Linked DNA regions of Homo sapiens: region 1 is linked to region 2. Evidence: chromatin loops called from intact Hi-C (ENCODE). Cell type or tissue: endothelial cell of umbilical vein. All regions are shown on one strand. Each heading gives the region's core, and the rest is flanking DNA. Links, peaks and the distances in the headings are about the cores only.

The links. Peaks named below come from ENCODE experiments on the same cell type or tissue, not always from the same donor. Only the 100,000 strongest peaks of a DNase experiment are listed, where the experiment ranks them.
Region 1: a loop joins it to region 2, with 7 times the contacts of the local background. A loop is called at or near these places in 3 of 110 quality-filtered maps.

The regions. Positions count from the first base shown.
Region 1 is chr2:37,449,001-37,460,432 of GRCh38, forward strand. No RefSeq gene overlaps it. Among named protein-coding and RNA genes, the nearest start is that of LINC03063, 110 kb to the right of the region's middle. In endothelial cell of umbilical vein, for the core only: no CTCF peak of the experiment used is centred there; DNase peaks (open chromatin) are centred at 6,261 and 8,801; H3K27ac peaks cover 4,250 bases.
Region 2 is chr2:37,580,308-37,591,739 of GRCh38, forward strand. All of the region lies in intron 1 of LINC03063 (long intergenic non-protein coding RNA 3063), which reads left to right. Among named protein-coding and RNA genes, the nearest start is that of LINC03063, 24 kb to the left of the region's middle. In endothelial cell of umbilical vein, for the core only: no CTCF peak of the experiment used is centred there; DNase peaks (open chromatin) are centred at 3,774, 5,114 and 6,134; H3K27ac peaks cover 3,989 bases.

The DNA of each region.
Region 1 (11,432 bases), core at 2,341-10,340, 130 kb before region 2:
AGTCATTGAGAGTAACCAACACTTGTTCCTGATCCAGGGCCTGGGGTTCACGGAAATGTCAGCATCACTCTAGTGAGGACTCATGCACTGAGAAGATTTTCTTTGGAGGCAAATTTGCCTTTATCTTCAAACCAAACAAAATCGAAATGGCCAAATGCAGGCTTTTCTTTTCTGGGGGCAATGTTTTCTGCAGAATATTAATAGGCGTTAGGAACAAAAAAAGGGTTCTGTGGTAAAGCAAATTTGGAAAATGCTGTATTTTACATAAACCTGTTTCTTCAATGCAGGACTTCTCAGAAACTTTAGCATGCTAATATGCACTCTGACCAAGAGAAGGAATCTGTCAACTTTCCCCAAACTCACACACTCTCATTCTCTTGATTTTGGGTATCTGTATATTAACAACTTTGGAAAATGCCAGTCCTGGAAGTATAGACTTCTATTGATACTGAAGTCAGGAAAAACAAAAGTGGTTCCGTTTTGTATTTAGGGTTGAGATGTTAGCCTGTAACTTGTCCTTCTTGGGGTTACTTCAGTCAAAAGCTACCTTCTAATGGGAGGTGGGTGTGACAGAAGTCGTTCTTGGGGATTTTAAGTAACAAATGCTAAGCTGAAATGCTTTTCTGAGAAATCTTTGAGCAGAGCTGGTTCTTTCCTTAGACCGCTTACAAAGTTTGCAAAATAACAGGTGTTGGCTGAGAGATGAAAAGTGTGTTTATAGGTCTCAGTATTTTCCTTCTTATATCCCTCAAACCTTTCACCTTTATAAGGGCTGTCATCCTGGAATGAGACCCAGGCAGCCTTCCTTCCTGGACGCCAGCTGAAGGATCTCTAGTTGCCATCCACGCCCTGCCTCCCCTTCTTGGAGCTGGTGATTTACTGCTGTAGTCTGAACGTTGGAGAATGTTCTTAATGAGCCTTACGACTGGGGGCTGTGCTTGGAGCTGCCTCTAACCACAACTATTCTTAGTAAAAAAAAAAAAAAAAAAAATTACCAGAAAACTAAGACCCCAGAAGAGGACCTCTGATGGGATGGTGGGTGTTTGAAAAAAAGAGGCAGGGTAGCATTCCTGGTTATCCGTAAATTAAAACAAACAAAGGCATATCACATCCAACTGTAGTCAATTGCTCCTATAAGAGAAGGAGTGTAATTCAAAGAGGTTTATGTATTTTGGCGGAGGATGGAGTGTGTGTGGGAGTTTGAAAGCATAGAATAACATGACCAGGAACTAGCTCCAGTGGCTGGGCAGCTCGTGCTTGCTCACTGCATCCGGCTAATGTACCTGGAGCCAATCTTTTTTTGCCTCCTTTATCCCTATTTGATCTCTTCCATGTCTGAGGCACCAAGGGGTGTTGGAAGAAAGGCTGCATGTTTCTGAGATAACATCTTATGTTTTCACAATTAGGAACCATTTTAAAGCATAGTTGAATATTGTACTCTTACTCTCGCTTTTTTTTTTTTTTTTTTTGACAAGGTCTCACTCTTGACCAGGCTAGAGGGCTGCGACATGATCATAGCTCTCTGCCGCCTCGAACTCCTAAGCTCAGGCAATCCTCCTTAGTAGTTGGGTCTACAGGTGCATGCCACTGTGCTTGGCTATTTACTTTTTGTAGAGTTGAGGGTCTTGCTATGTTGTCCAGGCTAGTCTCAAACTCTTCAGCTCAAGTAATCCTCCTGCCTTGACCTCCCACAGTGTTGAGGTCATACATGTGAGCCATGGTGCCTAGTTCTATCTTATTCTTATACCAAGCCTGTGAGCAAACATAGGATTTATCTCCATTATATATATATAAGACAGTAAAACATAGAGACGTTAAGATCTTATGCCTGAAATTATAAAGCAAGTTAATGGCAGAGCCAGAGGGGACTTGCCTTTCCAGTTAGGGGGCCCAGGCTTTTCTAATCTAGGACTCTCTGGGTTGCTACACTAACTTCCTGTGCTTTAACATTTCAAATGAAAAAGGACTGAGTTTTGGTCACAATGATCCACTTACTGCAAGTTGAATCAAAATCATTAAATGTGTTTATTAGAACACTTTTTTTGAGTCACCTTTCAGCTCCAGGGCTTAGGTTAGGATTGTGAAAATAAATGAAGACCCCTCAAATTAGAACAAGCAAAGGCTACTTACACATAACTCGCTCTCATGAGGGAGTCAGTCACCATCACTCATATTTGGCAGAGACTCCAAGGCAGGCAGAGGAGCAGGAAAGTTTCATGGTAGAACAAGGCGAAGACCTTAAGTACACCTTGATGAGGCTATTAGCATGGGGAAGTTACAGGTGGGCTAACTGAAGTGGGCATCCCATGTGATTAGTTAAGGGTGCTTATTTGGTTTTCTCCAGCTGGTCCTAAATTGGAAGTGGGAACAAAAATGAGGGAAGCAGTGAGTATCAAGTGTCGAGTCCTGGCCCTTTTGGATCAATTGCTATAGGGATTATTGTCTGGCTTTCTGGACTGGTTACTACAAAGAGTAGGTTGGCTTCCTGCACTGGTTGCTGCAGGTTATGGGTTACAGTTTTGTTGTTGTTGTTGTGGTTGCTTTTTGAGACACAGTCCCACTCTGTTGCCCAGGCTGGAGTGCAGTGGCTCGATCTCGGCTCACTGCAACCTCTGCCACCCTGGTTGAAGGGATTCTTCTGTCTCAGCCTCCCGAGTAGCTGGGATTACAAGCTCCTGTCACCTTGCCCGGCTAATTTTTGTATTTTTAGTAGACGTGGGGTTTTACCATCTTGGCCAGGCTGATCTTGAACTCCTGACCTCGTGATCCACCTGCCTCGGCCTTCCAAAGTGCTGGGATTACAGGCGTGAGCCACTGCGCCGGCCTACGGTTTTATTTATGTATATATTCTAGCCATTGTCCCTTTGTATATTCAGCTTCTCAGGATTGAGAGGGAGTGAAGGAATAGGGAGGGGATCTGGGAAGTGCATGGAAGTGAGGGTTCTGGCACCACCTGGGGGGTTAACACTTTGCCCCTACTTTTTTGGTCAGGCACTGTTGGTGGTTATCAGGAGATAGAAGGGGTTGAGAAATACTCCTGTAGTCTTAATATCCTCTCTCTTGCTTAATTTCATTTCATTTGACATTATTAGTTTCTGTTGTTTGACTTTTTTTTTTTTTTTTTTTTTTTCAAAGCGATGAGGTCTTGTTATGTTGCCCAGGCTGGTCTCCAACTCCTAGGCTCAAGCTACCCTCCCGCCTTGGCCTCACAAGTGACTGGGACTACAGGCGCACACCACCATGTCTGACTGAGAATGACTTTAATGCAGTAGACTACTGCTTATCATTTCCAAAGCAGTGAACTTTCAGATGCTATTAGCTAATGTGGACCCAGACCTCTGCCACCTGGTCCTGGATACTCTGGGTATTTCTCAATTCTGGTTCCTTGAAGAGATTCTACTTTGCAGGAATTGGAGAAGGTTTCTAAAAGGAAGGGACATAAGAAAGAAATTTTGAAGAATGGATGGCTTTTGGGGCAAGTTAAAAATGTGCTGGAAAGTGGAAAAGGCAGGGAAATAGGAGCAGTATGGGCAAATGTATGAAGTAGAAATATGTATTCACGGAATGGCAGATAGCCTGGTATAGGAATGCGATTGGTTTGGGGTGAGATTGGAGGGACCTTGAATGTCATTCCTAGGAGCTTGGGTTTTATATGTGTTGGAAGGCTTAGTGTTTTGAATAGGATCTGAAATCCAGCCCATCTCTACAAAATACAAAAAAATTTAGCCGGGTATGGTGGCGCACCTGTAGTCCCAAGTACTCAGGAGGTTGAAGTGAGAGAGAGTTGATTGTGCCCAGGAGTTTGAGGCTGCAGGGAGCCATGAACACACCACTGCACTCCAACCTGGGCAATACAGCAAGACCCTGTCTCCAAAAAGAAAAAAAAAAAAGATCAAAGTTGCATATTTAGGACGATTACCATGGCAAAAGAGTGTATGTTGACTTTGAAGAACCAGACGAGGTTGCAAGTGGTGGAAACTGATCTTAACTGCTTTCCATAATGAATAAGTAAATTTTAACAGAAATTAACACATCTTTTGAAAGGCAGCTGTCAATATACTTCCAATTGAATGTTTTGGGGACATCCAGCTTTCATATGGGTATAAATCATGAACCCACCCCAGATCCCACATGGAAATTCTGAAGCTATTCCTCAGGCTTAGCTGTGAGCCTGGGTGGAGTCATCAGTAGTCAATTTTAAAATGTTGCTGATAACAGGAAAGGCTAAGGGGGAGGAGCTATGAGAAGTGAAGGCAGGAAGTACAGGGAGCCAAGAAAGACAACTTGGTTTGTGTGGCAAACGGTAGCAGGGTATAGAATGAATGATTATACGGCAAAACAAGAGGAGAAACTTCAAATTATTCTGTTATAATGTGTCCTCACAAACCTTGGATTCTGTTTTTTTTTTTTTTTTTGTGATGGAGTCTCACTGTTGTTACCCAGTCTGGAGTGCAATGGTGCAATCCCAGTTCACTGCAACCTCCACCTCCTGGGTTCAAGCGATTCTTCTGCCTCATCCTCCCGTGTAGCTGGGACTACAGATGCGCACCACCACGCCCTGCTAATTTTTGTATCTTTTTTTTTTTTTTTTTTTTAGTAAAGACGGGGTTTTGCCATGTTGGCCAGGCTGGTCTCGAACTCCTAACCTCAGGTGATCCGCCCACCTTGGCCTCCCAAAGGGCTGTGATTACAGGCTTGAGCCACCGCACCCGGCCTAAATTCTTTTTTTAAAAAATTTTAAATTATGTCAAAATTTGACTAAATCTGTATTGACCGAAAATCTAGCTTTTTGGAACAAATGCTTAATATTAGATTATTTACTTGTCAGTGTTCTAAAAGGCTTCAAATAAGTGCATAATCTTTGACGTGATGCATGAATTAATCTTACTGAAACTATCAGATGAGTTTTCAAAGAAGTGTACATGAAGATGCTTATTATTTATAATGGTGAAAAAATGGACACAACAGGAAAATAATTAAATACATTATGATATATTTAAGCAATGGCATGCAATGCAGCCTTTAAGATGATATGACTATATGTTGACTTGGAAAGACATCCATGGCATGCTAAGGTTTTTTTTTATTATTATACTTTAAGTTTTAGGGTACATGTGCACAATGTGTTGGTTAGTTACATATGTATACATGTGCCATGCTGGTGTGCTGCACCCATTAATTCGTCATTTAGCATTAGGTATATCTCCCAGTGCTATCCCTCCCCCTTCCCCGCACCCCACAACAGTCCCCAGAGTGTGATGTTCCCCTTCCTGTGGCCATGTGTTCTCATTCATGGCATGCTAAGTTTTAAAGAAAGGAGGTATCCAAACTTTGGATATAATATGTTCCCATTTTTGTACTTTAAATATGTAAATATTCTTATATATAAACATCTGGAAGGCTACATAGCAAATGCTAACAGTGGTTTGATCTAAGCTATTTGACACAGGCTTCTCTATTTTCTTCTTTAAATTTCCCCTTATTTTCCGAAAAAAAAGTTTTTGCCATGAGAAAATAGAAATTCATTTTACAAGTTTACTTCTGTTAAAAGAAATAAAATGGTTAATTCTCGTGGAACATCTTTGGAATAAAAAGAGTGTTTACTCTTTAATAAACATATCTACATATTTATAAATATACAAATATTTATAAATTATATTAGTGTATATGTAGTATATGTGCGTTTGGGTTCCAGTGGCTAAATATACATGTCTATTTATATAAAGGCTATATATGCATAGTCTAGGAAATCTAGAAAATATGCTTTTTTGATGTGGTCAAATTTTCTTTTGTAAAAAGATTAAGTGACTCTGCATAATGGTGTGTTTTTTCCCTTAGAAATTCTAGTCCTTTCCAGGTGGGAAAAATCACTGCCTCGGCTCTGGATCTTTCAACCAAGGCTTGGAGAGTGGTTGCATAGCAACTACTGTTGGCGTAAATGACCAGTCTTGGTTCTCTGGGGGATGATATTGACTTGCACAATAAAATGATGCATTCAGATACTTTGCCAGCTATAATAGGATAAAAGAGCTAGGACCTTTTAGGAGCCATTTGAAAAAAGACTTGGTAAAATGGAGAGCTTCAGTTTGTTCCGTTGGAAATGATGAATCAAATACAGGACAGCTTTGAACAATGAAATTCAACAATGCAAATTCCTCAGGAAAGGAATCATTTCCCTTCTTTTCATCAACATTCATTAAGTTCCTACCAGGTACCAAGCTCTGTACTAGTTGCTAGGGATATAGTAATGATAACAAGCAGTCTCTACCATTTGGGAGCTTACAGGACAGTAGGAAAAACACAAAAGCTAATAACTCTAATACCTGATGCTAAGTGATCAAAGTATATGGGAGGATGTTATGGGACACAGAGAAAGCATATCCAGTGCTACCTTGGGATTGTTCAATAAGCCTTTCTTGAGCAGTGACTGTGTGTTTTGACATGGGGCTACAAAGATGAAAGAGACTTGGCGCCTGGCCATAAGGATTTAAAACCTGACAGAAGAGACATATAAACAATTCAATCTAATACAATGTGGTAAATGCTCAGCTAGCAGAGGGATTAAAGTATGAGAGCACAGAGGTAGAGATTAATGAATGATTTAATGCCTACTTAATACTCTATTGTTTGCAAAACCCTTAAACATACGTGATCTCATTTGATGTTTATGAACAGGTAGGATTTATCTTTCTCTTATTGATGAAGAAACTCAGGCTCAAAGATGTTGTGATTTGTCTAAGGTTGGTGTCATAGTCTGCTTGAACTGTTGTGATAAAATAAGACAGACTGGGTTACTTAAACAATAAAAATGTATTTTTTTACAGTTCTGGAGGCCAAAAGTCCCAGATCAAGGTCATATGGAGCTGGTTCCAGGTAAGGGTTCTCTTCCTGGCTTGCAGATGGCTACCTTCTGTTTGTGTCCTCACATGGTGGAGAAGGAGAGACAGTGAGCAAGCTCTCTAGTATCTCTTCTTATAGGGACATTAATCCTATGTGACCAGAGCCCCATCTTTTTGATCTTATTTAACTTTACTTCCAGGGAGGCCCCATGTCCAAATAGAGCCGTGCTGAGAGGTTAGGGCTTCAAAATAGGAATTTTTGGCGAACACAGACACTCAACGCATAAGAGTTGGGCTATGTACTTGGGGCTTCAGCCAATAAATCGGGTGTGTCTGTGTGTGTGTGTGTGTGTGTGTGTGTGTGTGTGTGTGCTTGTGTATTTCCTTCACCATATTAGATCTATGAGGCATTTTCTCCCAATGTGATGAATCTGTGACTCCCTCTTAACATTGAAGACATAAACAGGTCTGACATTTTGGGTCTCTGGCTACTCTTCCTTTCCCAGCTTATCTTTAGGACTTGCTGACATGCAGTCCTTTCTACAGTGCTCTCCTTGGGCTTATGCACAGTCCATCTGTACCCATTTAGGTCTTGTCACTTGGAATCTTCAGTTGTAAGGAGATCATGACCTGGAAGCTAGTTCTGTTTAAAAAGAATTGGGTGCCTGGGGCAGGTCCCCATTGCCCTATCCAGGATGAGACTGCAGCCTGCTCCAGGACCATTTAGAGAAGTAGGAAGGAGGTGGTAGAGGTAGCCAAGGCAGCAGCCAGGACTTACAGGGCTGGGAAGGGCATTTTGCCCAACAGCAGCAGCTGCCGTTACATGTTGGGCTTCCTGTCTTCTTACCCTCCCAATCAAGGAGCACAGCAAATGCTTCTTCCTGCCTGTGTGGGGCTGATGTGCCCACTTCCTGGCTTCCTCCAGCCTTGTGATCTTCAATCTTTGCTGCACATTCAAATTACTAGGGGGACATTTAAATACTATTAATGCTCACCTTATCCCCAGAGATTCTGATTTAACTGGAGTGGGACTTAGGGTCTCTAGTTTTTGAAAGCTCCTCAAGCGATCTCAACATGTTGCCAAGGATGAAAATTGGACACATTCCGTCTGCCCCGTTTTCAAGGGGGTGGGGCATATGCTGTGATTCCCAGGCTTCTACAGCCTCATCCAATTTGATTCTCTCAAGACCTGTGGGATAGAAGGTATCATGACCTTAGAGATGAAAGCCTGAGACTGCATTTGGCCTGTGAGCTGGGAGGGGTCTGTTAGTAGGCAGAAGGTTTAGGTAGAAACAAAGGCCAGACTTGCTATAAGGAAATCAGGAAGGAATGATATTGTTTTCTTGCTTTTTAAGGCAGACAGGATTTCATTCATTTGTTCATTGAACAATATTTATTGAACAGCTCCTCCATGCCAAGTGCTGCACCAGGGGATGGGTTAAGACGTAGCCCTTGACACGTGGCACCCTCTGGGGCTCAGCCTTGGGTAGCGATTCTTTGGAGAAGTGTGCATTGTCAGAGCATTGTGGAACTGGAAAAGACACTGCCAGGGACAGTTTTCTTCGCCTACATGACTCATATACTGAAAGAATGAAACTAATTTCTTCTTCCATTTAAAATTAAGCCTAGTCAGAATTTGTAATCTTGCTGGGATGTAAGTTTACAAGCCATAGCAAGGGATAATCATGGCAAATTTGAACTATGGCTTGATGACCAGGAAGAGAGAACATATCGCGCTAGACCCACGAATTCCACTGACGGCTCTGACACCCACGAAGTCCATCCATCTCTGTGCAGGGACATTCCACTAAACAAAGCCAATTGATATCTCACATTCTGAAGATTTTTCAAATATTATTACTAAGGCATTTTCCCTTGTTTTGTTTTAATTCAAGTGGGTTTTTATTTGAGACTTAGAGGTCATAAGTTTTATATCCTCAGGCTCGATTTAAAACCTGGCCACAACAGATAGTAAACAGCGGTCTCATTTTCTTGTAACAATAGTTCATGACATTGTGGTAAGAAACTACACTTGGCAGCTGAACATAACAAAAAACGCATGGTCTTTGGAGTTGAACTGGCCCAAATACGAATCCTGTTCTGTCATTTACTTTGTTGGGATCCAGGGCAAGTTACTTAAGCATTTTAAGCCTCTGTTTCTTCATTTTCAAAATGGGTATAGCAATGTGAAAGAGTATATATATGCCTTAAACAGTGGCTAGTATGTAATTGGTTTTTGAAAAATATTCCTTTCTCCATGTGTAATGACATGACACGTGGCACATCTCAGGACCCTGGTTTAAGGAGATGTGAAGCACATAGAAGGTCTTAGTTGAAATTTTGCATTGGAAAAGGAGATCTTATAATCTCCACCATGAATTATAAATATCTAAGGAAGAGAAACAGTGTGTTTCTTATGCTTGCAAATTGCCTTTAATCTTGTATGCTTGTGAATAGTTGAATGACAGGCAGACACAACGGCTTTACGTTCAAGTGACAAGACAAACAATAATACCTGTCAATAGAGACTTACCTCTGTGCCATACACTTTACATATCTTATTATTATTTTTTAAAGACAGAGTCTTGCTCTGTTGCCCAGGCTGGAGTGCAGTGACATGTTCACAGCTCACTGCAGTCCTGACCTCCTGGTCTCAAGCAATCCTCCCACCTCAGCCTCCTGAGTAGCTGGAACCACAGGCAAGCGCCACCACGCCCAGCTGATTTATTTTTATTTTTGTAGAGATGAGGTCTCACTATGTTGCCCAGGCTGGTCTCAAATTCCTGGGCTCAAGTGATCTTCCTGCCTCAGCCTCCCAAAGTGCTATTTTATCCTCATAATAACTTTTAAGAGAGGTGTTATCTCTATTTGCAAATAAGGAAACTAAACAGTAGTCAGGTTAATTGTCTTTCCCAAAGTTACACAACCAGTGGTAGAGGTGGGATTTTAAGCCAAAAATTGTCAGTAAATCATTGTAGATGGTGGCTATCATATTAAGAAGGCTATTTCTTGACTAAGCTCGGTCATGAGATTAGCATTCCAGTACCAACATGCTGGACACTTGCTGAATAGATGAACACATAGAATCAGTGCCTGCAAGCAGGGTGTGCCTAGTTATCCAGCAGGATGATTTCCTGGATGAGGGTTCGAGCCAAGTGAATGGGGTAATGGCCCCTAACAAACCCAGGGCCCTTGGGTCAGTGGCATCTACAATGCAATGATTACATGCTAATAATTTCAGTATTTGCATTATAGTTCAGGAAATAGAAGAACAAGTCTTTTCTTATTGCTTTGCCTTTGTTGGACATTTTGGTTGAGTACAATTTTTCCTTATCACCTTCTGAATACTTTCTGAAATACTTTCAACTGCAATTCGACTTTCAGTCTTTGCAAGTGTATCCATTGGGTGATATGTATGGTGTTATGACATTTATGTTCTAATGACACATAAGGGCTTCCAGATTTGTAGTAAGTCTAGAATTCATCTCCAGTGACTACACTGAGCAAAAACAGAATATGCACTTTGTAATGATAAAAATTCTTAGTAATGGTTCTGTAATTAGCCTAATGATTTCAACAACTGATCTTTAATATGCATGAGCTTAATTCCTGTTAAGAGCAGAAATCTCAGATTCCTCTCAAGGTCTCCCTTCATACTTATCTTCAGTAATTTAATAAATGTGTATGAGTCTATAGTTGCTCATGTTTTCTCCATTTATATGCATTTATCTGGGTCAGCATGTGGTTAGAGTGATGACATACAAAGGAAATTCAGGCCTCTTGTCTCAGAGCCAGAGGCCTGTATAAACATTCCTGTGTCTGAGATTTGGGGGTTGGAGAAGGTCTCTGGACCTGTCCCCTCAAAATGTCAGGAGCTTACTGCATCTCCCAAAAGGATAGTGCCTAGAAAATGTAGACTTTGTTGATAAAAAATACATAGTGATCATTACATTGACATTTGAAGTATCTGGTTCTTTTCAGATTAGGCAGATGATAGTAAAAGGTCATTGGTGGTGTTGATGAAGGAGAGAGTGGTTGATGAGTAGGATATTAATAATGGCCCTTTACTGAGGCAAGCAAACAGAACCTAACAGACAATATATAGGCAAATACTGTTAAAAACACGGCGACACAAAAACTCACAGGGCTCCACAGAAATACAAGCAAAAACAAACTCCAGACCTCTTGGCTTAACATAATTCCAGAAAAGACCCAGTAAGGATCTGGATAAAGTGTCCATGGCCAAGAGGAACTGAAAAAGTCAGATTCCAGGGGTCCTCACATTTCTGGTTTCCCATTAGATTTTATCTCCCATCTCAAGCAGTAGGATCTGGCAAGAGGGATACAAAAGACTCTGCAATTCAACTTTCAGAAGAGCTGGGGGAAGAAGCAAGGCCATGCCTCTCTGTTAGTAATCCTCTGTGCTTTAGACCACAGTGTGAGAATTTGGAGGTGAGAGGGCAAAAGGAGGTTGCAGCAGGAATCTTGGCCTGGGATCAGTTTGAGGGAGTTTTGCATAAAGGTATTTACTTTGGGAAGATAATATTAGCTCAATTATTTCCCATGGAAACTGGAAAATAAACTCCCACTTTA
Region 2 (11,432 bases), core at 1,448-9,447:
TAACTAATTTCACGTGTGCAACTGATGTTGTATTTTATTACCTCAATTTTACAGAAAAGAAAACTGTGATTTGGAAGTGTTAAAATACCTTTGTTTACTTTCCCTCTTCATCTGCCTGGTTGATATTTGAAAACAAAACTCAGCCTTGGCATGACAGGAGGGAGGAAGGGAATGTGTTCCCATTTGGTTTGTAGATTTGTGACTGTTTTCATAATGTGAAGTTAGTTCACACTAGGCAGGTGAACCAAGTTTTCACACGTTGTCCTTTGCCTTTCTTATGCCTGTGATGTTGAGGTTTTAGTGGAAGTCACTCTTCAGCAAGTGGAAGAAATGCCTGCTATAAAACAGCTTTTATTCATTTGGTCACCAGAAAGGAAGAATACTTACTAATATTCCAGTGGAAACTTACAAAATATTAAATGATAACAGTGATGGCTGCAAAGAGAAATCTTGTTGGTCTCAGCATCACATTTATGATTATAGAGGATTCTTTAGGATTTTATAGAAAAAATATTTAAACTAAAGTCTATTTTTAAATATCTGATTCTAATTTTTATAAAATAGAAATTTGTTCATTGCTCATGCTCTTCAAACATTTGGACCATGTAAGAAAGTGGTTGTAATACTGGTCAAGTGTCCTGCCATCAGCTGAAGCACAATCAGAGATCAAGCCTGAATTCCTCCACGACCATGTCCATTTAATTGTGCTGTGACATCCACTTAAATAGTCACATCGATGGAAAACCTTTAACATCATGCAAGTGAAATGTTACCTTGAAGAAAATTCCTGACATTTGTTTCATTTGGTTTGCTAGTGTCATTTCTCTTGAAAGACTTACTCATTTACCCTACACCTTTTCAAAATGGATCAAGTGGTTCAAACAGTGAAAAACAAACTGTTAACAAAGACTGAAAAACTCAAACCCATGCAAATGAATCAGTAACACATATGTTAGCCAAGAGGGCAAAACCATTTATTGTAATTAAACATTTATTTTTGTCCCGGGATTTCTGGTATCCAGGGCAAAAATGGTGGCATAAGAGGTGACAAAATTCTTATCTACTTGTATAAAGCATGCCAGTTCTTCAGGAAGGACAGCCTTTTTTCTAGTAATAAATTTAAAAAGGAATCTATGGTATTGGTGTGACTCAGGCTGATACTGGTCCTCTAAACAAAATTTTAAAATCTTTAAATGAGATTAAATACATTTTAGAAGTTCATGTTTTCTGCGTTAATCAGAACAGACTGAGTCTTGCTGTGGTAACAGATCTTCAAATCTCAGTGGCTCAACCCAGGAAATTTTTATTTGTTGCTCACGTCATAGCGTGATGCTGGTAACATGAATTTCCTGGGTCACTGTCATTTAAATAGAAACTCGGGGATCTGTTCTCCTTCCACCTTGTAACTCTAATTCTGTCAACTGGTAATCCATCTTTTCCAGCATACAGATAAGGGAGAGAGAGGATGAGGGGGTGGGGAGGATTGCACGAGACACTTTAGAGACCAGGCCTGGAAGAGAGACATGTTATTTCTACCCACATACCATTGGCCAGAATGCAATCGCATCCCTCTAATATTGTCCACAAGGGCAATGGGAATATATGGTATTCCTCTGTTCCTGGAAGGAAGAAAGGGGATGAATGGGCATCTGGGCAACTTCTGCCGTGTCTAGTATTCACCTTAGAGCTTTCCCTCCTCTCATCTTTAACTCTGTTTCAAAACACTTTGGTCCCTGAGGGTTCCCTGGGACAAGGAATTATGTCCACCAATTATACAAATACAAAGTAAAATTATATTAGTATAATTTATAATGAAAAAATTTCTTTGTACCAGTCAACTGAATACTAAATATTGGGGCAATTTTTGAGCATGTTTCTATAAGTGATGAACCTTTATGAACTTAAAATGAGTCTATATATATATATATATATTCAATAAAATGAAATGACTGTTCTCTTCGTCATCATCTGGAGCAGCTCTGATTTTAATTGATTCTATATTGGAGGGCCCAGGTAAGATTCTTTCATGTAAGAATTCCTCTTCTGAAAAAAAGGTTTGAGAAGCGTCGGATTCAGATAGCATGCTCCCTTGGCTCAGGCGAAAGTACCCTCAAGGATCAGAACCATCTTCCACTAAAGCCGGGAGCTAGACAGGATATTTTCACAAAATCCAAAGAGAGAGCGTCATGGACCTCAGGGAGGAGCAAACCTATTACAGAAAAGGGAGCTTTTTCATCACATCTGTATTATTCTTCGTTTGAGCCCTGAGTCAGCACCAACTGAAGCTTCAGTTGACCTGAAACACTGTGCTCGGCGGAGTTTTGGAAAATTAATCAGCTTACATTCAAGAACACTTACATCCCTACACGTTCATTTTATAACGTTTCACACCCATACATTTGGCTTTGAGGTCTGCTTCATTCAGATACATATTGGAAAGCCCTGAATTCCTATCACAGCCAGGATTTTCTTCAGCTCCAGGGATTTGTTTGGTTTTGTGCCATTTTATCCCGAGTTTTATTCCTTCCATCTGATTCAAATGTTTTATTACCCACTCATCGTTGTTCTTAACGGGGGAAAAAAGAGAAAAGAAGCTGCAAAACTGCACCTCTCTTAAAACAGGAAAACGTTCTGGTTTGAATTTCCTGTCAGATTTTGGGCAGGTTAGTTGGCAACTGGTGATTTGGACACATTTCAGATTTCTGAGTACATTTCACAGAGAGCTTTATTGGCTCCCTCTGGACCCCCGTTAGAGAACAGCGAGATGCAGGGCTCAGCTTAATCACCATGCTTTCATTAGCCAGCTGCTCTGTGCACATCACCAAGTGCGTGATCTTCATCATCACACGCTTTTTACTCTATCTGCGAGCTTGGAAAAGGGACTCATCACCATCAGCATTTTACAGTTGCGGGGAAATGGAGCTTGTGAAGAAAGCCTGATTGTCAAATGCAGTCCCCGTGATGTCAGCTACTACCTTTCTGCTGTTGTCCTAAGAAGCTTTTTAAAGAGAAGATTTTTAGATATACAAAAAGGTTACAAAGATAGTGGAGAGAGTTTCTGTATACCCGACTCCCAGTTTACCGTGTTGTTAACATCTTACACCACTATGGTCCATTTTTCACTTTAATGAACCCATATTGACACATTATGATTATCTAAAGTTCATACTTTATCGGGAGTTCCTTAGTTGTGACTAATGTTCTTTTCTGTTCCAGGACATCTGATCCTGGGCCCCACATTACATTTAGTTCTGATATCTCCTTTCCTTAGTCTCTTCTGCCACTGTACTTTTGCTTTGGTGTGTGTGCGTGCACGTGTGTGTGTGTGTTTGTACTAGCTTGTGATGTAATATGCAGGTCTTGGCCTGCCAAATGGAAAGCCAGTGGTATACAGCAAATTATAGTTAACCACTCATTAAGTTGGTAGCCATAATTGAAAAGAGAATATTAAGGAATATGCTAAATATTAGAAGTATTTTGGATGCTAGTTTGTTACAATTAAAAAATGGAGAGGAGACAGTTATATTTACAGAAAACTAAACAGCAAATAGAAGATATCCTAGAGATGCAGAGAATTCAGGCCTAAATACCATTCATTCAGATCTATAGAGACCTATAGGGTTCCCAAAGCAAGCACTAATGTGTTTCTTCTAGTGATTGTTCATTTCTTTCAGGAATGCTGTTTGTCTTTTGTGACTCATAGCAGCCACTTTTACTGATTTTTTTTTTTTTTGGAATGTCAGATGTAGTGAGCTGCCTGGGCTAAAAAGAGTTTGGTACGCAGATTTGGGCTTCATTGGCTGTTTCCCATGGGAAAGTTAGTTGATTAGATTAAAGATGAAAGACTGTCCCAGTCAGCTGTTTAGGCCATACACAGATGGAAGGAATCGGGGAAGGCAGGGTGTACACATTTGCCATGATACTCAGCCCAGATAATTTAATATGAATTTCCCCCCTTTGTTGGTGAGGGGTTGGGAGTGATAAGGTCGAAGGCGTAAGAAATCTTAAAGTATTTGTTAGTGCCGATGGTGTAACCTCTAATTCAACAAAGTACTGCACATAGGGTGTCCTTGTAGGCTTTGGGAAAATTTTAGAAGAGAAGGAAAGAGAGAGAGAGAGAGAAGAAAGAAGCAAAAAGAGAAGAGAGAGTGAGGGGAGAGAGAAAGAGAGAGAAAGAGAAAGGATTAAATGTTTCTGGCATGCTGAGAATGAAATCCCTATGGGGTAGACAGAATTTGACTGAGATAAGCCATCTTTTATGTTTCAAGCAAAAGTGAACAGAGTCCATACACTAAGCAGGTGTCAGTAGAAAGGAATTAGGTCTGTGTTTTAATTTTAAAAATTAATTTCCTCACCTTAGAATCCAACGGTGGAAGGAATTTTCAAACACTTTACATCTTTCTGCTTGCTTCCAAGCAGGCAACTCAGTCACACCCAGCTGTTCCTTTTTACTCACTGTCTTCTTGATTTCCTAGGTCTTTTTCATTTTTGCAATTAAAATGACACGATCACTTGGATAGATTAGTTGAAAAAATTAAAACAGGACAATGGCCATTCTAAATTGTACAATTGCTTGATTAAACATTGATTGAATAGTTTGTGGCTTATTCAGTTCATTCATATTTATTCTCCCTGACTTTCTTCCCTGCCAACTTTTGACTATCTTACTGATTTATGAAAGTAGAGAGGGAAAAAGAAGAAAACAGGTGAAATCATTCTGCTATTTGCTAAGTGATCTGGTAACTTTGGGGTAGGCAATGGTATTGAAAAGGTAGAATGATACATTTGTATTCATTCTTTCTCAAAATCATGAGAAGATTATTTCTAATTTGGGGATATCTGCCACCTCCTCCCCCAAGTGATAATAAACACACACACACACACACACACACACACACACACAAACAAACACACACACACACACACACACTCCTCAAATCTTCAGGTGGAACAGACTTGGCCCTACTATCTCAGCACCTCTTTGGCTTTTCATATTTACTTTCAGTTTATAAAGACACATGTGCTGTTTCCAATCTGCTTAGGGTTGGTGTTTCTGTTGGGAAAGTAAATGGCAAAAGGACCACATGACTGCCAAGGGTAAACACTGCTGAAGGCCACAGCTGCTGCTTAAGGGGGAAGGCGTGGGCTGGCTGGAAAGTTAAGGCAACATGAGGAGGAGAGGTTAGAGATGGGGTGAGAGAAGAAAGACCTGCCCCTCTCCACCTGCCTCTGCTCATTTCCTTCAGGAAACAGACACCAAGATGGAATTAGGAATGCAAAACGTTGACTAGGGGGTGATGCCTGTGAAGGATAAAGGGAGAGGGAGCAGGAACAGGTGGGACAAGTCTCAGACCATGATGCAAGTCTCACATCTGTAAAGGGAGAGCAGGAAGGAAGAAGAATCGGGCAGGTAGAGTTTCAGCCTGCAGGGCAGCTCTGAGAAAGTCTTGGCTAGGCTGATAGGGACATCCGAAGCAACAGTTTCCCAGTAGGGCAGGCATGCCCAGCCCTAGCAGACTCCTACCTCTGTCCCCTCTCCCCATGCTCAATCATTGGCTAGGAGCAGCTCTGGAGAAGCGTGGCCCTGGTATGGATGCTGTAATGGATCCCACAGCTGTGACAGCTGTAGGGTGGCAGATAACTACACTTCTCACTAAATATTATCTTTTTAAAAGTTGTTTATAGTTTTAAATTTATTGTTTATGTTTAAGGTGTACAACATGATATTTTGATATGCATATACACACTGAAATGATCACTACAGTCGAGCAGATTCTCTCTTAAAGGGAGATCTGAGCAGCACCTCCTCATGGATGCCACACCCATGAGTCTTATTATAATAGTAACGACACTTACAAAAGGCAAGAGAGGGCAGCATGCCTGGTCACATTGCTACCATTTACCCTCACATCGTATTGATCACAAGAGCCACAAAACTGAGTTATAGTTTCCTTTTAGCTCTTAAAATCCTAAGGCACCTTGCAAAAGTTAGCCTGACCCAGTTTAGTTTCTTCTAGCTGTCACATGTGGTCCAAAAACCATCTAGAACGATTTGCAGCATGCTGACTCAACTTGTCGGAGCCGGAAGCCCCTTGGCAGACACGAGAACTATCTCATCTCTCAGATCTGTGTGGAAAGGGAAATTGATTCACTGTTTTCATTCCTTTTTCTTTTTCTGAGGTTGCTTCTAAGTGCTGGAGGGTGTTGGCTTTTCTATGACTCAGAAGTATAAATCTTTTCCTAAGGTGAAAGATTAATTTTCAGAATGGAGGAAAAAATCCTTCCTAGTTTTATACTTTAAGTATGAGAATTGGTTACACAGGGGCAGTTGATCCAGAATGTTACGTTGAAGGGGGGAGATAGGAGCATGACTGAACTATAAACCAAAAGGGGGTTTCTAAACACCTCTCCGCAGGTAAATTCAGCTTTGGAAAGAGCTTTTCAAAATCATGAGGCTATGATAGTTCAATTTAGCCTATCATAAAAATCATCTGCTTATTTACTTTGACCAACACATTCATATCCCCTCCTTGTTTTCTGCCTCTCTGAGTCCAGAGAATGAAATTATCTTCATGTGAGTAATAAATTGGAGACTGACAAGTCAAAGACACAAAGGGACATGAAATTCCACCTGTGGATTAACAATTGGCCTCTCCCAGAGTTTAAACTTTTCCAGATGCAAATTCCAGAGTGGGATGAGATATTCCACAGTCGACATTTGGGACAATAGCACTTGTAGACACTCAGGGAATAAACATTATGTAGTTGATGCAGTCAGGTCTATTTCATTTCAGTAAGGAAGGTGGCCAAGCTTCCATGGTGAAGGGTGGTGAAAGTGGGTGTTGTGAAGATTGAAAACTATTCAGTTTTGCTGAAGACAGATTCTGTGTTTTAGATTTCCTGCTGTCTCACTAAGCTTTCCTGAGCTTCCTGGGGTCGGGGGCAGGGCAGAAAGCCTGTCAATAGAAAAGGAGACAGGACTTGTTAAGTTTATTTCAAACCCATTGCTTCACTTCTCATAAGCTATTTTCTACCCCTATTTTTTAAGATCAAGGTACAGTCATGCAGGGAATTTGTTCCAAGGCTCCAGAAGATCCCAAAATCCTGGGATGCTTAAGTCCCTGGTAGAAAATGGCATAATATTTGCATACAACCTATGTACATCCTCCCACATATTTAAAATCATCTCTAGATTACTAATAATACCTAATACCATGTAAATGCTATGTAAATGGTTGTTGTAGTATATTGTTTTTGATTTGTGTTATTTTTTATTTTCCTCTCCTCCCCACACATATTTCTATGAACAGTTGATTGAATCGGCAGATGGGGAACCACTGATATTGAGGGCCTTGGGTATATGGTCCTATCCTTTGTTCGTCACTGATTCATTCTTTTGGTTTTGTTTTGTTTTTTTGAGACAGAATCTTGCTGTGTTACCCAGGCTGGAGTAGAGTGGTGCAATCATAGCTCATTACCGCCTTGACCTCCTGGGCTCAAGTGATGGCATCCACCTCAGCCTCCTGAGTAGCTAGGACTATAGCTACCACACCTGGCTAATTAAAAAAAATTTTTTTTTTGTAGAGATGGGGGTCTTGCTATGTTGCCCAGACTAGTAAAAAACTCCTGGCCTTGAGCGATCCTCCTGCCTCAGTCTCCCACAATGCTAGGATTACACGTGTGAGTCACAGTGTCTGACCTGATTTCATTCTTAGTGATTGCATGGTGGATATCATGGCTTACAGTGGTTTTCATTTTTTTTTTTTAAGTAGTGGAGCTCTTGCTTCATAGAAATATAAAAGATAGAAAAGTGAGGATGGAGAGTCTGACTCTCTGTCTTGCCAGTTTCTGCTTTAGGCATCTCCACAGACACCCAAGACTTTATGGGACATAGCTTGAAAGTTACTCTTAAAGTGAAAAAAGGTGTTGAATGTGAGTTTAGGCCTAGAACATAGAGTCTAGTTCTAGTTCTATTATTATTTAGTTTTTGTAACCTTGTGTACATAACAATAGCAATAACGGTAGTAATAGAGTACCCTGTAAATGCTTATGGTTATAAGAAAGGTTGTTATAATTAGTAACTAGATATGGGGTCACAGAACTGGTTTGGTGACTCACCAGCTAAGTGAGCCTGAGCAAGTCATTTATAAGGGAGTTACTTTTTAAATTGTGACATGAGAAGGTTGGACTTGCTTCCCTCCAATCCGTTCTCCACTCTCTATCCAGAGTGATCTTTCTGAAATGTGAATCCGATCCATGTCCCTCCTTTGCATCCACCTGTTCGTTGGCTCCGCATGATGTCTAGGATAAAGCCTCCCTCTTTAGCATGACATATGGTTGTCCTTGCTCACCTTTCTTGAGTGGCATTTTCTTTACTCTTTCCCTGCCCCCACCATACACACCGTATGCTTGGATGCATACTCACTGAATAATGTGAAGCTGCTGTATGTGTTATGCTCTCTCTCACCTCTACATCTTTGCTCATGCTGTTCCTTATAACTGGAACAGACTTTTTCCTACCTGTCTTCTTTTCGCCTATCAGTTTCTTTCTCATCCAAACTGGATGTCACCCTCCAGAATGCTTTCTTTGATCCCCCCAAACTGACTTAAATGCTTCCTGTATGTTTCCCTTTAGCCTGTATGTTGTGTTGCATTAATAATTCCTGTCCTGTTCGGGTTTGCCCCAGTTGGCTGTAAGAAACTAGAAACTGTGCTTTAGTCATTGTCATATCCTGAGGCCTTAACACAAGCCCCCCTATAATGGATTCAAATATTTGTTAAATGAATTAAAGATTATTTGATTCTTCTCTGAATCTCAGCTTCCTCATTCCTTATATGAAACTAATATGTATCTCCCAGATTGTGATGAGGATTACAGGCACAAGATACGAGAAAAAGCTTGCTGACAGAAATCACTATACCTGTATAAGATAGGAGGGGAGGGCTTGCCTTACTTTTTGGTCTGTAGTTTCCTCTATACAAGTGTTTGGTGAACTGTGACCTACAGGCCAAATCTAGACCACCTCCTGTTTTTGTACCACCCATGAGTTAAGAATGGCTTTTAGATTTTTAGGTAGTTGGATACAATCAAATGTACAAATGCAGATTGTATGAAATTCAAATTTCAGTGGCCATAGATTTAGTGAGTAAGGATTAGTCATGCTCATTTTTTCGGTTATGGCTACTTTCGTATTACAGTGGCAGAGCTGAGTACCTGTGACAGGCTTTCTTACTCTAAACCAAAACTTCTTCTCTCCCCTCACTGTCCAACCCCTGCTTTGGGCCTTGGTTCTGCTTTGATTTCTAAGCCTTAGGAACACTTGATAATTTCTCACGCACCTAGAAAGAACCAGTAACTTCTTATTTATGCTAAAACAACCATATGGGTATATACACAGAACGTAGGATACTTCTCCAAAGATATTTTGTATTTGGGCACGTATAATATGATGAATTTAGGAACAAAATTACTGGGTTCTCCTGCAAACTATCTCATTACGCAGGTTATTTGTTAAAGGAAGGGCTCCTTATGGTTTTCTCTGATGAATATTTGAGTGTGAAATTTGTTCAGATGGGTATGAATTTTTTCTCTGCATAAGGCTTTTTATTTCTTTTTTAAAAAATAATTAATGGAAAGAAGCTAAAAGCAAAAGCCGTTCTCATTTTAAAAATGAGGTGTTGAAAGCATTAACATTAGAATAGATTCAGTTACAGAGTTGGAAGTGAAGAAAGAGAGAAAGAGAGAGAGGGAGTGAGAGAGAGAGAGAAGCTAAGAAGTGTAATGGTCATCTAATGAGAAGATGGGCCAGCTAGAAATACTGTTAGGAAGCTGTGCGGAGAATAGCTCAGGGGTCAGCATAGCTCTGTAAGGGAGAGGCCCAAGGACATTTTTGTGGTAGTTTAATTGCTTCCTGCAGAATCCCTGTAACTGTTTGGCATCTGAACTTCTCCTGTTCTGTCTTCGCTGTCTGTGTGGTATAGCTGGGATTGTACGTGAAAGAAAACTTAATACACCCTATCTACACAGAGGAACATGGTGTCCCATCTCCCAGAAAAGAACCCAATGACCACTTGGACCCTAAGCTGCATTCCTGAGCTTCTCTGAGGATATAGTAAACAAGTTGTCAGGATCCAGAGATTCATGAAGAGAAGCTTCAACATTGTGAAATACTGTTGACATCTTGGTTGCTCTATTTGGCACCAAATCACACTATGAGAGAGAACAATGATTTTGACAATGTTATAGACTGGTCTAACCACAAAACCCACCAACTCCTCTCCTCTCCGCCTTCTAAAATTGCTCCAACAAGATATAAAACCCTAACAAATGCAGTATTCTAAAATGATGGAAAACCAAATATTAAGGTCAGAGGGGATGGTATAAAGCACATATGTGAGCTTTCCGTCTGACCAAGTTCATAACACAGGTTCTGTGTATAAATTCACAATTTGAACTGATAAACTGAAGTTATGCTACTCTGAGTTGGTTTTGGAAAAATTACATATACTTACATGTATCTGCTACAAAGTATTTAATTTTTTAACTCCTTAATTTGAGGGTTTCTCTTTGATTTTGAGGGTATGCTTAACCCACCTTGAATATTTCTAGTATTCCCCCACCTTTTTTTTTCCTTTTTGCAATGCTTTTAAAAATAAGTTTACATTATATCAACTAGAAACATGTGCTTCAATTTCATCTGCCTTGGTACTTCTCCTTACGTAGAACATAGTAAATTTTTGGTGCCAATAAACATTTTCCTTTTAGGGAAAGGGACTAGATTTGTGGTGCAGAATCCCATTAACCTATATTGAAACCAAGTATCTGGGAAATGCTTCTTATGTACTGTATCTGTTCACTGGAAGAATGTCTTTGTTTTATGTGTCCAGTTACAATTTAGTTCATAATAAAATGATATTTTTCCAGATATCAGCTTGCCAGAACCCATTGTTTTCTTTTTGCTAATGTAAACTAAGTAGATGTAGTTGACTGATTATTAACCAGCAGTTTTCAGATGTTGCTTCTTTTCCCTCCTAAATGAATCCCTATCTAAACGAGAAATGGGCAACAATTTTTCTATTGAAACCCAGAAAACCATAGAGGAAATATCAAATAAGAACACCCCCCTCTGAAAAATCAAGACAATAAAGAAAAAACTAGAAACTAGTTTATTAATGCATTTTTAATGTAAACACACAGAAATATACAAAAAAATAGCAAGCATCCATATTTTCAGTTCCCAGTATTAAATATTTACCTTGATATATTCTTATGCTTAAAAAAAAATACTAGGCTGGGTGCAGTAGCTTACTTCTGTAATCCCAGTGCTTTGGAAGGCTGAAGCAGGAGGATTGCTTGAAGGCCAGGGGTTCTAGACCAGCCTAGGCAGCATAGCAAGACCCCATATCTGCAAAATAATCTATTATTTTTGTGG